Linked DNA regions of Mus musculus: region 1 is linked to region 2. The links are chromatin loops, found by intact Hi-C in ENCODE. Cell type or tissue: heart. All regions are shown on one strand. Each heading gives the region's core, and the rest is flanking DNA. Links, peaks and the distances in the headings are about the cores only. Region 1 overlaps Epsti1 (epithelial stromal interaction 1 (breast)). Region 2 overlaps Enox1 (ecto-NOX disulfide-thiol exchanger 1).

Region 1 (8,591 bases), core at 489-8,488, 310 kb after region 2:
ATAATGAAAACCCAAGACATTTGCAGGACAATGATTTCAGCTAGAAATCATCGCATCAAATAAAATCAGCCAGGCCCAGAAAGACAAGTGCCACATGTTTTTAAGTTTTCTCTCATAGGTAGAACCTAGATTTAAATGTGTGTGTGTGTGTGTGTGTGTGTGTGTGTGTGTGTGTGTGTAAGGTCTGTTTAGGTCATGAAACTAGGAAGGGGTCATGAGAGGTGAAGAAGAAATTTTAAGGGAAGTGGGAAATAGGGAAATAGAATATATGTAATGAGGAAGCAAAATAAGTGAGAGACTGGGAAACAGAGGAGAAACAGGTGGAAAGGAAGAGGTCAGTGGAGGAGGACAATGAGTTGGAACAAAGTATAATGACACATCTGCACAAAAGTACCAAGTATGCTGACTGACTAATTCATAAAGGGTCTAGGGTTGAAGTAAAACAGGGCATAATTTAGACTTTCTATGTTAAGAAAAATCAGCTACAGCTAATTACTATAGGTTAAAAGCCGTGACTTCTGAGTCTTAGCTCTGTTGTTTAGTTAGTCTAATGGTTTTTAGCATATAGCTTAACATCGGTTCATTTATCAAAAATTTATTAATCTTTAAATAGTTTTTGTTATTTGTATATATGTGTGTATATTTGTTTTGTTTTTATATTTTATTTATTTACTTATTCATTTATTTATTTATTTAGGTTTTTTTGAGACAGGGTTTCTCTGCGAAGTCCTGGCTCCCTGGAACTCACTCTGTAGACCAGGCTGGCCTTGAACTTGCCTGCCTCTGCCTCCCAAGTGCTGGAATTAAAGGCGTGCGCCACCACTGCCCAGCTTTATATTTTATTTTTGAGATAGCATTTCTCTATGTAGCCCGGCTGGTCTGGAACTCATTATATAGACCAGGCTGGTCTCAGATTCACAGAGATCAGCTGCCTCTACCTCTCAAGTGCTGGGGTTAATGGTGTACACCACTACACATGACCTTGGCCATCTTCTCATCAAAAATATCCCAAGACAGTTTCTTGGTGCTTACGTGTTGGTATAACAAGATACCTAAGAAGGGTAATGCATTTTAAAAAGAGAGATTCATTTGGTTCACAAACTTGATGGCCAGAAAGTCTCAAGAGGATGGTATTAGCACATATACACCTTTGGCTGTGCAAGGTGGTGAGGCAGAAGGGGGTAGCAGGTATGTGCAGAAGGTCAAGCAGGTGACTAGCCCAGAGTTCCAGCAATACTTAATACTCTTTCCTAATCCAGTCCCGTAATGCTCAACCCACTTCTGTGAGAATGGCATTAATCCATTAGTCCATTGTAAGAGCAGTGGCCCCATGGTCAATGACTTCTCTCAAAGGCCTTACTCGCTCTAAACACCAATGCAATGGGGATTAAGCTTCAACATGGGTCAACATGGATGGGGACAAGCCATATCGGAAGCACAGAAGGTGTAACTATTCTACAGGAGTGGTTCTTTTAAGTGTGGAACCTCGGGCAGCGCTATGCTCATCACTTTCCCGGTTGCTGTCGAGATAAAACTAAAAGAGGAAGGGTTGGTGGGAGGCAGACGGCCACACTGAGTCTGCAGTTGGGGAGCAGAGAGAGGATCGCTGGCTCTCTGCATACTTTCTTCCTCCCCCTTTTTATTCCATCCACATTCAGGGTGGGTCACCCCTCTTTAGTCAACCCTCCGGGAAAAGCCCCGGCAGAACGGTCCAGAGGCGTTTCTCCTAGGAGATTTTAAATCCAGCAAAGATGACGATGAACATTAACCTCTGCAAACAGCAACCCGGAACTGATCTTTTTAAAAAATGCCTGTTATTGAGCCTCACCCAAGAGTCACTGAATCAGAAACTCTGCCCTTTAACAAGCCTGCCAACGAGCCCTCCAGGTGATTCCCATGCACGGTAAAGGTTAAAAGTTGCTGATGTGCAGCGTTGGCAAATCCCCGGCCTAGACTCCGCATCACAGCCTCAGCACTGAGAATGGCGCAGCAATTTCACAGTTGGCCTTTAAATCCAGTGCCTCGCGTTTCAGCTTTAGGGCTCCGTAGAATGGCTCACCATTGCATCCTGTTGAAGTACCCAGATACTACTCACAGGATTGCAGCACCCCCAGCGCCTATAAAGTAGTGGCAGTGGAGGAGTGAAACAGTCTTTCTCAGGGTGATCAAAGACCATGCAACAGATAAGGGATTAATTTCCAGTGGCGGCCTCCTAATTCCGTATTCATAACGTTGTATGCGAGCTAGGCTACCCATGCACCATCTGCTGATACATATTAGGTAATTGGGTACCCAGCAGCCCCATTTGCATGCAAAGGTGGTCGCACACCTCACATTACAAGTCTAAAATTAAAGTCCAGGATGAAGCTCACTGGCTGAAGGCTCACAGCACGGAAAATAATGAGATAAGGAAAAATGGCTTCGGTTAATCAGCACTTTTGGCCTCGACTGTTCTGTCTTTGCTAATTTGCCCTTAGAAATGGTGACTTCCCAGGTGGAGGAGAGACTTCTAAGAGTATCTAGGGTTTTTCTTTTAACCATATATTTACAAGCTGGTTACATTTATCCACAGCATTTTCTCCCAAACTGTACCCGTATGTATGCTGCAGTCTACTGCTGTACTATATTTTTGCTTTACGAAGTATCCGTGCTCTGGTGGAACCACGTGCATTGGCTCAAAAAAAGAGCCATTCCAGCACAGGCTCACAGCTGGGATCTATGACAGTGTACTTTATCAGGCAGCCACTGTGAGCCAGGTACCACGCCATAGATCTGGAATACATACCAAAGAAGTCCACCTCTGCCCTTAAAGGTTCACTGTGTTTTAGGTAGCTCAGTATTCCTGGTATCTAAGTGTGGAATATTTTTGCTTACCAAAAAGGGTCTGGGGAGATGGCTCAGTGGGCAAGGTGCTTGCTGTGCACACATGAAAACCTGACTTTGGAGTCCCAGCAGCCAGGGAAAAAGTCCAGTATGGACTGGTATGTCTCTAACCCCAGAGATGCAAGAGAGGGATGTGGAAGGAGCAAAGATGGGGGCCCTCTGGTCAGCCAGTCTAGTCAAAATAGGACTCCAGCTTCAGAGAGACATCCCATCTCAATAATAATGATAATAATAATAATGTGTCCAGAAACAGAAGGTGCACAGTGTCGACCTCAGCTCCTTACACACTCACACACAGACAAGTGCACACAAGTATACACACATATGTTTGGACTGCACCTGCTAAAGAAAGAACAAAGATAAAACTGACAGAAAGAAATTCTTCCTTGATTCCCATGTTCACTTCCCTGGGCTCCTGATTTAAATAATGTTCAGCCTGTGTCCCCAGGATATAGGGGAGGGAATCAAGGCTTATAAGACTAGTAGGCTAGTCATATGGGTCACAAAGAAGACGTGGCTGCATGGCGAATAACTTGGACTCTTGTTTGTATGAACAGAAAACACACCAGATGCCCCAGGGTTTCTTTTTCTCCTAAGGTGGGCCTACAAGAGAAAATGAGCCTTACTGGGATTGACTCACAAGCACCACCTAGAGGAGAGACGCCCTACAAGGGCAGTCTCCCCCAAACCAGTGGTGATGGAGACCAGCAGGAACTAGTCCTCTGGCCCATTGCTTTGTGTCTTTCAACTAGATTGGAAGGTAGCAGAGAACAGAGCAAGGTCTTAAAGGCTGTCTTCTAATGGTATCAGAAGGAAGATGGTCTGGTGGTTTAGATTCCTTAGGAAGCTGTCATGATGATAACCACTGTTTTCCCTTCTTTCCAGCGCAGGCACATACACCCTGATAGCACCAAACGAGAGCAGAAGGCAGAAGATACAGAGAAGTATGGCACGCACTTTCACCCGACACTCAGAATGCTTCTCCTCTTTATAATTTTTTAAAGTATTTTTATTTTCTTATTTATAGAGACTCACAGAATCTTACCAAGGTCTTAAAAAAAACTTAGAGTTTTAATTGCACTTGTAAAAATTATTCTATTGTTAGCACTTCTAAATTCGTTTCTCTACATTAGTAACAGAGCTCATGGTAATGAGTGACTATGAGCTTTGGATTTTTCTTGGGTTTAAACAACTTCACACCTATTGTTATTGTTTGGATCTTGTCCCTGATATACTAAATAAGTTGGTGGTGATATTTTAATGGTGCTGTGAATACCTTTGAAACGACATGCTATATGTCAAAAAGATTATGAGGGAATTTGTACCTTTTTTTAAAATATATGTTCCATCCCTCCTTAATAGACTTTTTCTGCCTCTGTATTCTTATCCTTCTGTATCTGTCAATCTGCCCTCTACAATCTTACCTTATACAGTGTGTATAATCACTCCCCCCCCCCCCAATCTTTGGCTGTACTCCTTGTACTTAGAGCATGAGTAGCAGGTTTAACTGAGGCACAGAACTAACAAATGCTGCCCTCTGACACTGTCGCACTATTTGTAGTTGCAAGGGGAGATAATGTTCACATGGTTCACCAGGACACTGTGTGACTGCCCACGTCAGCCATGTTTCCAGCTCCAGGATTCTGTGCTCTCCCTTCTTAGGGTATTGGTAAGGAATTCAGTAACCAATAAGGCCATAACGGCCCAGCCAGGAAAGTAGTTATCCGAAGAGACCACATGGACAAGAATCAATCAGGGTGGTCCGGTGAGTCAGTATAGCATATGACAGTGGTCTTCAGTGATTGTGGGGACTGCAGACATTTAGCCAACAGAACCCCAAGGTTCCAACATCTTACAGGCTTCGAGTTCAAGTTTCTAAGGGGAACTAAACCGGGAGATTAGGTTATATAGCAACAGAACTAAGTCTCCCAGGCGCCCCCTGCTGTCTGAATATTTGGACAATAAAGAATACCAAGACCCAAAGCAGGGTGCCAACGCACAGGGCAGAGCCTCCCTCCTCAGAGATAACAGCCAGCTTGAGAAATGTTAAAAATAAAGCAAATATAGGCATCACAATTCTTTGGGGATGTATATTTACCCGGATCTTATTGACATATGAATATTCTAGTTTTTGTACACATTTGTTATAGAAAACCTTTCGAAATAATTCATGAGGTTTTAAGAATGTCAGTGTTGGAGGGAAAACTATATTTCTTTGTGTTAGTAGGAGTTTAGCTGTTGTTCAAATTTGTACCTTCTGTGAGGACACTTAGGAGCTGCCAGGGGTGGGCCCTGCATGACTTGGGGGTCCGGGAGGGCTGGGAGGTATCAGCTTTTCATGGTCATTTTTTTCTGTCTCATTCCGGAAAACTCACTATCTGCTGTCTGCTGTGTGTTTTGATGCTGCAATGACCAGGTTTCTTTTCAAACAATCAACAACTTGCTATTTCTCTCCTGGTTAGTTGCTGAGCAAGAACTGGCAGACCTGGAGAGATGGAAGCAACAGAACAGGGCAAAACCAGTCTACTTGGTGCCACAACGGCTGGGTGAGTGGCAGATGGAAAGCCAGAGCGGGTAGGCAGGGTCACTGGCAGATCCTACTGAGACAGGCTGGGTCTGCTTTCCTTCACATGCGAAGGCTTGCTCTATGGTATTTCTGCCGGAGACGGAATTCATCTGATAGGAAACATTCAAATGTGCAGGTAGATTGCTGTCTCTGGTTTTATGTAAGGAGCAAATGCATCTGCCACAGTTGTGTGGGAATAAAGTGATGGCTTAATTGGCAAATAATTTAGAGCCTCTTAGATGATCAGCTCTGAAGAGAGCTTACCTGGGGCGCTGCATATGCCCAGTCACAGCACTTCCAGGATGCAAGGGAAAGCCACCACAGCATATCCATCCTGGCAGTTAGATGCTAATGTGACAAAACTGAACGGAGAGTCCATTGGGAACATAGAATGGGAGTAAGCTGGGGACCCAGCAGTGGGTATAAAGATGGATGTCTCCTGGGTTTTCATGCTAGGGCTGGGGGACATTTGAGTTGGCAGAGCAGGTGCTGCCAGGGTGATGGAATGTCTGGGTCTCCTGTGTGGGGTTTCAGGCCTTTAGAGGGGATACCCATACCCCCATCCCTCAGTGGGAGTCATTTACGTCCTATCTTGACTTCAGAGTCAGCTGCAGCTTAACACATAGAGGCTTGGCACAGTTCCAGTTACCACAAAGATGCCTTGGGTTAGAAGCCACATACCACCACAATAGTCTTAGAGATAAAGGTGGAGGGGGTGGGCAAGGGAAGAAACTAATTTGGAAATCTCTTAATGAATGAAAGATATAGAACTATATATGTAACTCCACACATTTCACCTTTAGCCAAATAAACTTGAGGAATTTGAGACTTGAGGAATATAGTCTAAACGTCCTCCTCCTCCTCCTCCTCCTCCTCCTCCTCTTCCTCCTCCTCCTCCTCCTCTTCTCCTCCTCCTCTTCTCCTCCTCCTCTTCTCTTCCTCCTCCTTCTTCTTTTTAAAAAATCTTTTATCATTTTTTTAAAGATTTATTTATTTTATGTATGTGAGTGCACTGTCCCTGTCTTCAGACACACCAGAAGAGGGCATTGGATCCCATTACAGATAGTTGTGAGCCACAATGTGGTTGCTGGGAATTGAATTCAGGATCTCTGAAAGAACAGTCAGTACTCTTAACCGCTGAGCCATCTCTAGCCCCCAAACCTCTTCTCTTTAATAGGTCCTCTCAAGTGTTTCACCTTCCACATGGTTTTGAGGTAAAGTAAGAGATTTTTTTTTTAAAGATTTATTTATTTATTATATGTAAGTACACTTCAGACACTCCAGAAGAGGGCATCAGATCTTGTTACAGATGGTTGTGAGCCACCATGTGGTTGCTGGGATTTGAACTCCGGACCTCTGGAAGAGCAGTCGGGTGCTCTTACCCACTGAGCCATCTCACCAGCCCAAAGTAAGAGATTTTTTTCCTCTTTGTGTTTTGAGACAGTTTCATCCCAGTGACTAGCGATCAGTCCTAGGTACTGGCCAGAATTGGTCACCTCCAGGATGACTTTAGATGTATATTCTTTCATGAGATCCTTGTTAGAACTGCAGTCAACAGCAGCAGTGTATCCCTTCTCTTCTGACTCAGGAAGACAAACCATCCATGAGACAGCCACTTTCTTTTCAGAGTGAAGGTCTCACTAGCCAGGCTAGCCTTTAACCCAATTCTGTGCCACCCCCAACCCTTCTGAGGACCCATCGGCCACAGACTTGTGGGAAACTTAGAGTTTTCTCTGAGCATGTAGTCACTGATAAATTGACTGTTCTCCAGGGGAAGACCACACAAACAAGAATGTTTGGGCAGCACAATTGGTCTTGAAGAATTTAAAAAATAAGCAGGATGCACAGTTGGGCAGGTAGGGAAGAGGGGATGGATCTGAGAGGAGTTGGGGGAAGGGAGATGAATATGATCAACACACTGTACAAAACGCTCAAAGAACTACTAAAAATATTGGGGGAAATGAGTGGGTAATAAAGATTACGTACATCTGCTGTGCCGAAAATCTGAAAGGTTCTTTCTTATGCAGGAGGAATGTTCCAGAATTCTTAGCCAAGACAGAATCGCTTAATGTCTAGTGTGGTCCTTCAGGCATGGTTTCAAGCTAGGTGAAGACTTTAATGTTTATGATGGAAAGCCCTAGTGTCTTTAAAGAACAAAGTTTCATCTTCCCACCCATCAGTTAGCTTTTAAAGTGACCACCACTCTTAGACAACTTTTGAAGATGACCGGCTATATTCCAATGTCCAGGTGTATAAAAAACTCAAGTCACACTGCTGGGTTCCCATGCAGTTAACTAGTTAACTAGTACTCAACAGCTGGCCTTGCAGCTTAATATTTCTGTTTTACCTTTGTGGCTTATTTACTTATTTATTTATTTATTATTTATTTTCACCAGGTGGAAGCCAGTCTGAGGCTGAAGTCAGACAGAAACAACAGCTGCAACAGATGCGTTCTAAATACCAGCAAAAGGTCAGAATCTATTTCTCCTAGTTTCATTTCGTCAACAAGTTTCGGCACCAACATTTCTGTGTGACCATGAAATAACACTGTGACTCAAAATATAAAGCCTGTAAATCAATTGCAAAATGTAATTCTCAAAATAAGAAAATTGCTAGACAGTGAGAAGTAGAGAGGAGAATATCTAGAATTCTTACCCTAGCCATGTGTGCTATGCATGACCTTTGATTAAAGGCAGTCAGACCTTCACATTAGTTACTATTAACTATAGTTTACTATTAGTTACTATTAGTTACATATTAACTATAGTTTAAGGTTACTATGTTTTCATTCCCAAAATAGTGATTGCAAGTAGTACAAAAATGATTTAAGATAACCAGTGTTTTTACAATAAGTCCTATGAGTTTTATAATAAAGAATAATTGTTTACCTCTTTTGTCCTGTGTGCATGGATAAACACACACACACACACACACACACACATACACACGTGCACACACACACACACACACACACACAGAGAGAGACAGAGAAAGAGAGAAAGTAAGCAAGATAGATAAAAGATAGATAGATAGATAGATAGATAGATAGATAGATAGATAGATACCCATGAAGGAACACTAAGATTTCTCAGACAGGAGGTGCAGCCTGGCCATTTTCTGAGATCTAAGTGGCTTAAAGTAA
Region 2 (8,591 bases), core at 350-8,349:
AAAAAATTTTTTTAAAAAGGCACAAACTGGATGGATATTGATGATGTTGTGTCTATTGCAACATCATCCATAGACTCCTAGTGTCTTTGCTTTGCTTCCCTAGAGTGATCACAACATAAATTACTTGTCTTGTTTGAATTCCTTGTTCACCAAAGTTGAGCAGATTGTGGCCGTTTTCAACGCTTCTACCAGACAAAAAGCTTGGGACCATTTCTCGAAAGCCCAGCGCAAGAACATAGACATTTGGCGAAAGCACTCTGAGGTTGGTGATTTTACTGTTCCTTTCTAACCACCGTCACACAAGCTGGATTGGCAGAGAATAGCGTGGCTGTAGCCGTTAATGGTGTTGTCACAGTGGCCGGTCCTTCCACCGTCGTCCCGTGTCATTGTCCCCTCCACATCCAGCTCCACTTCATTTCTTGTCCAGAGATGCAGCTGGCTTCACACTTAGAACATCCTCTTCCTTCCTCTCCAAAGGAGGAAAGAATCTTTCTCACTCATAGTAAAGAGTTCGCTCAAAAAACAAACCAAGATGCTCTGTCTACAATGAGACTGAAAAAAAAAATGCCAATTTACAAAACTAACCGCTGAGTACCGAGTTTTTCTTCCATAATTTTTGTGGTGATGACAATTGTCTCTTTGGGCTTGAAATGGCAAGTGTGCCGTCCTTTCCATTTCTTCTTGTCACTAGCCACACCTACTCCACTGGGCTAGCCAAGAGGTCCTGTCACATGTCTCCCCAGAGCAAATCTCATGGTGGGGACAAATGTCCATGCTAGCTGATTTCACAGCCTCAATGCATGTATGAGTATCTACCACCAAGGACAGAGGCCACAACTTCACTTTGCTTGCCACCTCGACAGACCACACCGTGTCATTAGCCATTGGTCATCCAGCTGTTATTTTTTGACTCCACCTGTAGTGTTCGCTTTGAACCTGTAATGTAAAAGTAAGTATCCTGTCTTCCTTTGCTTCTTCTCTTCTTTATTTTTTTTTAAGATAAGAATGTTGCTCACGTGGATGCTTCTCCAATTCTAGCATGTTAAAATTTAAAGTTCTTTAAAAGACACCCCCTCTTTCAAAAATCACAAAGTTATAGAAGGTAAGGTTTATTTATGTAATGGTTTTGGCTGACACTTATAAATTTAGTGTTTTTATGAAGAGTTTGAGGAACCACAAAGTCCTAGGACATCAGTCATCTGGGTAGCATTTTAAGTGACCATTAACTAGTGCTAAATTGCTATTGAATGCCGATGGTACTACATGTAATATCCACATGAATACTAAATAGATTCTTTATTGCCACTGTCATGATGGCCAATGCTGAGTGATGGGGTCCTGAAAACACTAATGCGGTTGTTGCTAAGGGCATTTTTTAAAGTTGTGCTCGCCAGTGCCAAGGAAGGTGTCTGGCGACATATACAGCTCTTCTTCCACTTTTGAGGTCTGTAAGGAGGAGGTAGGATTTCTCTTCAGTTTCTCAAGGGCTCCATAACAAAGCTGATGTTCTCCCTGACCCTGAAATAAGATCCAAGCCGAAGTTGATTGTCAAGAGTGGGGACTAAGGAGAGACCTCTGCTTCCTTATGAAAACTCAAAATTGAAGTTCACAAACTATAAGTCAACGATGATGATTCAGAGTTTAGAATGGCAAACCTTCGGATTCTTTTTAAATTCATATAAAATAAAATGCAACTAAGGGAAAATTTAACAGACACCCAGCAAGCCACAGTTTGCTGAAAACACTTGATAGAAAGGCCACTGTCCACAGGTGTCCGTGGCTGTCAACAGACATCAGACACTGGGCTCTGCCTTGCCTCCTGCCTGATCCCAGTCCATTTCCCAGCTTTCCCTATCCCGAGTCTGGTGCTGTTTAGAGCAGAACATGGCAGGCTTCCTGCCTGGGTCTGAGGAATCCTCCTTGCTTTCTTGGTCCTGGGGGGATAGGATGGAGACTCCAGAGGGATCGAGTGTCCCTCCTGCCATCCCACCTTATCTTTTGGAAAACATTAGAAAACAGAATTCTAAATTGCCTTTTTTTTTTCTCCTACATGTTGCTTAATTGATTAAATACCAGTTGTAATTTCACATTGTGGATGGTTTCTCAGTTGCATCTAAGCTTGCTAATTGGCTTGATTTTTCTACATTCCCATGTACAGCATCTGTTAATTATCTGCAACACCTCTACAGATTTATTAGAGTGTGCTAGTGATTTACTGATGAACCTCGGGCACCCTGTGGAAACACCTCAGATTCCCCTCCCTCCAGTACTTTCCCTTTCTGGACCTTCCACACAAAACAACTGTCATATGACAGTTTGTCCTTAATTGCGGAACCAAGTAACCACCCTTTCAGCCTTGTTTATTCTTTCCACCTGGTTTTTCCTTGTTTGGATGTTTTCCAGCCACCTCTTTGGGAATTGGGCTCTTTATCAAGAGAAAAATTAGCTGTACAACCCCCAGAAAATTCCCCGCTAATCACACATGATATCCACCGCCAAAGCCTGAGACTTAAGCAGCCCCACACCCTTTCTTCTAGGTGGTGTGGTCACAAAGGGAGGTGTTGTTTCTTGACCCGGGGCTGTCCTATGGCTGTCTGCCCTCTTGTTTCCCTGTACTCCACAAGGCCAATTTTCCTGGGTGCAGAGATGTCCATTGGGATCTTAGTAACAATGAGGATGTCCTTCGCATCCTGCCATGGTTTAAGTCTGTGAGCTAAGGAAAGATGTCCCAAGCCAGGGCCACAAGTGCACATCTGCTGAATGGGCAGTAACCATGCCCTAATGAACTGGTAGAATCCTGTGACTTTTATCATAAGCATTGGGTTTTTAATTAGAGGCCTTAAAAGAAAAGACGAGAAAAGAAAAAAGAAAAAAAGAGAAAAGAAAAGAAAAGAAAAGGAAAGAAAAGAAAAGAGAACCGTTGAGGTCTTTCTCTGTTCTAGGTCTTTTTGAGAACGGCACATGCTAGAGAACAGAATGTCTAAGGCTTCGCAATTCAATAATATATAGCCGGGCATAAAACAATGATAGAGCCGATTGTAAATGTAAACAATGGCAATGTTGTGCTTCCAGGAACATTAGTAAGGATTTTATGTAGGATCCTGTTCCTCTCCAGTGGGTTTTCTGATGGACTATTGCAACCAAACATTCTTGTCTTAATATCCCCCTTTATGGACAAGTAGACAGAAACTCAATTGAAATTTTCTGACTTGATTATAGTCACTGGACATGGCAGGCCCTCAGATCTGTGGTCATAAGCATCATGTGTAAACCATCCCTCCTGCAGTACTACAGCCCTGTGAGAATGGGCTATGAAAGAGAAGGTCTCTCTATAGTTATTGATTGAACATCTTTTGAAGTTTATTCATGGATATATGAATGGCCTGAGGGTTTAGATAAACCATATACAGGCTCATGCACAGCAGCTCAACATAGTATCTAGCATGAGAGCAAGAGCCTTTCACATGCAGGGCCTGAGAAATGGCTCAGTCTGTAAGCAAATATGAGGCTATAAGTGCAGATCCCTAGTATACGTAATAAATAATAATAAATAAAAAAATTTTTAAAATTGTTATGCACTTGTGATCCAGACCTGGAGAAGTGAACACAGGTTTTTAGGACTTTATGGCTATATTGTATCCAGTGAGCTCCAAGTTCAGTGAGAGACCCTGGTTCACAAATTTAAGGTGGAGAATAGAGGAAGACACAATCTCAGTCTCTGGACACACACACACACACACACACATACACTCACACTCACACATATGCATGCCACACATATACACATATATACCCTCGAGTCTTACATGTGTTAATTCATCTCATTCCCCAAAACATTAGTAGCACAGTGTTCCAGGAAGCAATTTGAGCAAATAGGTCTATAGTAGTGTTCTTAAGTTACAATAGGACCAGTGCTGAAATTGGCCTCCTTCAAACACCACCTCTCACATAGTTACTAGCAGTTGATGTCCCTTCTATGTGCCCACTGTGTAACAGCTATTTCTCCATAACCTCTCTGCAGCCCTGCCAGAGGCAGATGTTATTATCCCCTTTTTATAAATCAGGAAACTGAGGCTACAGTGAGCTTAACTAACTTACCGAAGAACATTTACAGTCCTCAGTGAGCAAGGATTTCTCCCAAGACCCATCCCCCTCACGGCAGTGTTCTAGATCTTGGGAGGTGGTCTTGGGTGGAAGCTCTGGACTCTACATGCTGACGTATGAGTCACAACCAACAAGAGACCGTGGGGAGACGGCACAACGAGGAGCAGGCGTGTTTCTGATGTCCGCGTGTCCTGTGCTTTCAGGAGCTCCGGAACGCTCAAAGCGAGCAGCTCATGGGCATCCGCCGTGAGGAGGAGATGGAAATGTCTGATGATGAGAACTGTGACAGCCCGACTAAAAAAATGAGAGTCGATGAATCAGGTAATGCTAGGGACTGCCCAGTCCCCAAGAGGTATCAACACCAGCACCGAATCTTAAACGGGGAATAAGTGCGGGGAAATGGCCACATAATTCACTTTTATTTGAGTTACACTAAACTTTCATCTTTTGAGTGACTACATTTTATTAATAGAACGTTAAACTCCTCCTTGGGAACACAGTGATTTAAATTGCTCCAGTTGTTTCTCCATATGCAGATCGGAGGCCATTATGCAGGGATATTTGCCTGTTCCCATAAAACCCCCTTTCCAGAGTGTGACAGCCACGGCTGATGCTGAATTACAGATGGAATTTGGTTTCGGTCCATGTACCTCCTCCTCAGGAGTTGTTTAATCCACAAAGAAGCTTTCTAACCTTCCAGCATGCTGGAAAATTAAATATTTTCCCCCAGTAAAATTCACCTAACCTCTCATCTAGATGGGAGCCGTACTCGGTACCAAGTGAGGGACATCTACTCCTTAAAATAAGGAAGCCTGCCTTGTGGGCTTTGTCTCCTAGATTGACATGTAAGTTCTCTCTCAGTGTTTAGTGTCTCAGTCAGACTGGAAGCACCAAGGAAAGATAGCTTGTATGACGGAAGGGATATTGTCGAATGGACTCAGGAAGACCCACTGTCACCACCACCACTGTCACCACCACCACTGTCACCACCACTGCTACTTTATGCATGACTAAACACAAAGTGTGACCACTCACCAGCCCAACGTGATGAGTTTTTCCCTAGAGACAGCGCAGGGTAAGGGATGTCAGCGGTTCTGGGTAATAGTAAGTGATTTCTTTAGTAGTAGTTCATGAGCCTGGAGCACATGGGACCTGAACCTCAGACAAAATCAGATGTATGTCAGAACAGCAAATGGGCAATCAATGGTTATCTGTGCAATGTTAAATGTCCCCCAAAGCAGTGGTGACAGACATCGGTCTCTCTCCTGACAATATCAGGACCCACCGAGACAGAGACTTGTAGGACAGGGAGATGAGACCCGGCAGTCTGTTATCAGAGCCCTTTGGGGACAGCCCACTTGACACTTTCTGACACTGGAGAGCCATTGCCCTAAAAATCCCAACTTTCCTTCTAAATTCCATCCTTGAAATTGTTTAGAAGCTTAGCATGGAGTCAGACATTGTACTCCAATGCTGTACCTATTGTCAGAACACAATCCCAGCATTTATGCCTCTCCCTAGATGGAGGCTAGTTTCTGTCCTCACTGGCACTTCTGTAAGACTTCATATATGAAAAGAAGGCATATTTGTGTGATTTTTCTGGGTTCCATGTGATCTTGATATAAAACGTTTCTCTTTAAAATAGTTGTATCCTTTTTGAAGGTGAAAGTTGGGTTCTTAATATCCTTATATTAGGTGTACAAGAATTGACTCAACCTGAAATTAGAATTGAACCTGGGCCTCTTTTCTTTCTTTTTTTTTTTTTCTGTGTATGTAAAATTTCTTTTTAGATGACCTGTCAGTTTTCCTAGAGAGAAATGCATATAACATCACAGTTTGTTTGGGATAAGTTAGCATAAGAATGAGTAAACAGTAGGCTCACTGAAGAAATCAGGCAAGCCACAGCAGCAACCATACATCCACAGGACGGATGTCCTGTGGCCATGAAGGTGGCAAGGACCTGTGCCCTCCTAGGGGACCAGCAGTTCTCCCCAGAGGTCTGCAGGAGAGCAATTCCCAGACCTCTCTTTGTTCACTCACCAGGCATCCAATAAGAGCATGAAGTATAACCTATGCTTTAAGGACTTTCCCCAGGCATGTTGCTTGGTCAGCAGAATTAATGAGCAAATGCAGCGCATGTTGTCTGCCACGTACCGAGGGAAAGAGATGAAAGGACTGGAGTTCAAATGCCAAGGCCCCGGCAGTTCAAAGTCCTTTCGTGTTTCTTCAAATGAGCTGGGCCAGAGGATGTGGCGTGTGGTTTGGGCAGAGAGCATGGGACTGATTAAAGGCAAGAGAAAGCAGCTGACCATTTTTATTCCACTGGGCCCTGGAGATCCTGCCAACAAGCAGGCTGCTGTTTGCCTTTCCATCCTTGAGTATTCAGGGGCATTGCCTGATGGGCAAGAATTCCCATCTGGTCTTTGGATTCAACCTTGCTAATGATGGCTTGGAGCAAAGGAGGAGGGACAGAGACCCCATTGCCTGGAGGAAACTCCTTTTCCCATCGCTCATCTTTAGGCACAAATGTGTGGTGCCTGTCACCCACATGGGAGTTGTTTCCCCAAAATGGAGTGCGCTGATGCACTCGACGGGAACTGCCAAGCACAGACATGAAAAGGAGAGTCTCTCTCCTCTACCAGCTCCATTGCTTACCCAGCTCCTCTAAGCAGAAACGGTTTTCCCTTTGCTTCAAATATCTTAAGGAAGTAGCTGGCCCCCAAATTCTTGGAAATCCCACAGAAAAGCATCCTTCAGGGAACCCCCTGCCTGTGGTCGCAGGACACTTTGAGGCCATATTCCTCAGGGTGGTCAGGCTAGGCTCCCCATGCCAGCCTTGCAGGCTGACTCCCTGCAGGCAGGGGCATTGTCCAGTGAGATGGAGCGAACTGACTTTGTGTCTAGAAATAATAAGTTTGTGTGATACCTCAGGTTTCGTTTTTTAATAACCAAAATATTTTAATGTCTCTGCCTTTCTGGCTGTAAAGACCATTTTGTTCTATTTTTACTTTTTTTTTCCTGTGTAAAATGATTAACAGCGTTTCTTTGGCTAGAGTTCCCTGCTCATGCTTTAACCGTAGTACAGTTCTTGGCAGACCGTTCACACTCCCTCCTTGGTCAGTCTTCGGAGGGAAGGGCATCTGTCCGAGCAAAGCTAAGCTAGTGACAAAAGTGGAGATGATTCTGCTAACACATTGAAAACCATGGCAGACTTACTGAAGTGTCCATCATGGAAGGTCGGCCTTTTCCCTGGGAGCCTGCAAAGGTAGCTTTTGGTAGATGTAAATGTGCTCCTCTCGGCTTGGTTTGCCTCCTGCTGAAATCAAGCCAAAAATCTTCAAGGCCACACCCAGTTGCCTTTCCCTCCCCTCCTCCCTTTCCTGCCTCTGTCCTCCCCACTTCTTCACTGCGGTAGACAGTGCAGGCAGGGCAGCAACGTACAGAGAGGAAGGGAGACAAGCCGGGCCTGGATGGCTTGGTGTGGATGAGCCCAGCAAGTATTAGAATCGTCAGAGTTAAAGGCCCAGAGCAGGTTAGGTGCATGGCGCTTTTGCTCTCCTGAACAATGCCAGTACAACATAAGTACCTGGTAGTCCTCCCTCTGCTCATTGTCCCTGCCGTTCCCCAGCACCTGGCCCTCGGCCTTTCTCCAAACAGTGTGACCTTCACGTGCATCCTTCCCTCACATCTCCCCCTTCATTGACCTTACGGTGTGGGTTGACTTTCTTCCATGAAGAAGATAGCGCTGAAACTGTCTGCTCTGATTTGATTTAAAAGGCATGTGTTAAGCTGCATATTCAATGAGGATGCTTCCCTTTGCCCAAATGTTTAGAACTTTGCAAAACTCAGTGTCTCTGACTGAATAGGCATCTCTGTAATTACCACAATGGCACGCTGAAGGCATCTGATGCCCCTGCCCTCCAGTGTAATGTGGAAGAAATAAAGCAGCCCTGCTAACTGATATACTAGGCCCCCAAAACAGGTATGTCTTAAAGCCAGGAAGCTAAGTGTAATATCGTCCAAACTGAACATCACCGTCCACCAATATTTCATGTGCGTTCAGTGAACATAAATTTCAGAAAATGAAAAAAAAATCCTTGCTTAATAGACAACCCTTAAACCATTCTACGGCTTATAACAAATGCTTTTGGATTCTAAATGAACCTCATTTAAAGTCTGGATTCTTTATATAAGTATGTGTGTGTGTATGTGAATATGTGTGTATGTATGTATGTATGTATGTGTGCATGTGTGTGTATATGTGCACGTATGTGTGTATGTATGTGTGCATGTGTATGTGTATATGTGCATGTATGTGTGTGTATGTATATGTGCACATACATGTGTGTATGTATGTGTACATATGTGTGAACGTGTATGTGTGAACATGTACATGTATGTACATGTGCATGTACGTGTGTATGTGTGTATGTATGTATGTGTGCATATACACCCGTGTGTATGTGTGTCTGTATGTGTATATGCAT

Evidence for each region. A loop is a pair of places that touch in the nucleus more often than their neighbours do. Peaks named below come from ENCODE experiments on the same cell type or tissue, not always from the same donor. Only the 100,000 strongest peaks of a DNase experiment are listed, where the experiment ranks them.
Region 1: a loop joins it to region 2, with 2.5 times the contacts of the local background. A loop is called at or near these places in 2 of 42 quality-filtered maps.

What each region holds. Positions count from the first base shown.
Region 1 is chr14:77,923,402-77,931,992 of GRCm38, forward strand. It overlaps Epsti1 (epithelial stromal interaction 1 (breast)), which reads left to right. Exons shown (of 12, transcript NM_029495.2): 2 at 3,769-3,827; 3 at 5,346-5,429; 4 at 7,846-7,919. Among named protein-coding and RNA genes, the nearest start is that of Epsti1, 23 kb to the left of the region's middle. In heart, for the core only: CTCF peaks have their summits at 3,538 and 4,838 (motif pointing left); a DNase peak (open chromatin) is centred at 4,720.
Region 2 is chr14:77,611,132-77,619,722 of GRCm38, forward strand. It overlaps Enox1 (ecto-NOX disulfide-thiol exchanger 1), which reads left to right. Exons shown (of 19, transcript NM_172813.3): 12 at 156-262; 13 at 4,308-4,425. Among named protein-coding and RNA genes, the nearest start is that of Gm52115, 19 kb to the left of the region's middle. In heart, for the core only: no CTCF peak of the experiment used is centred there; no DNase peak of the experiment used is centred there.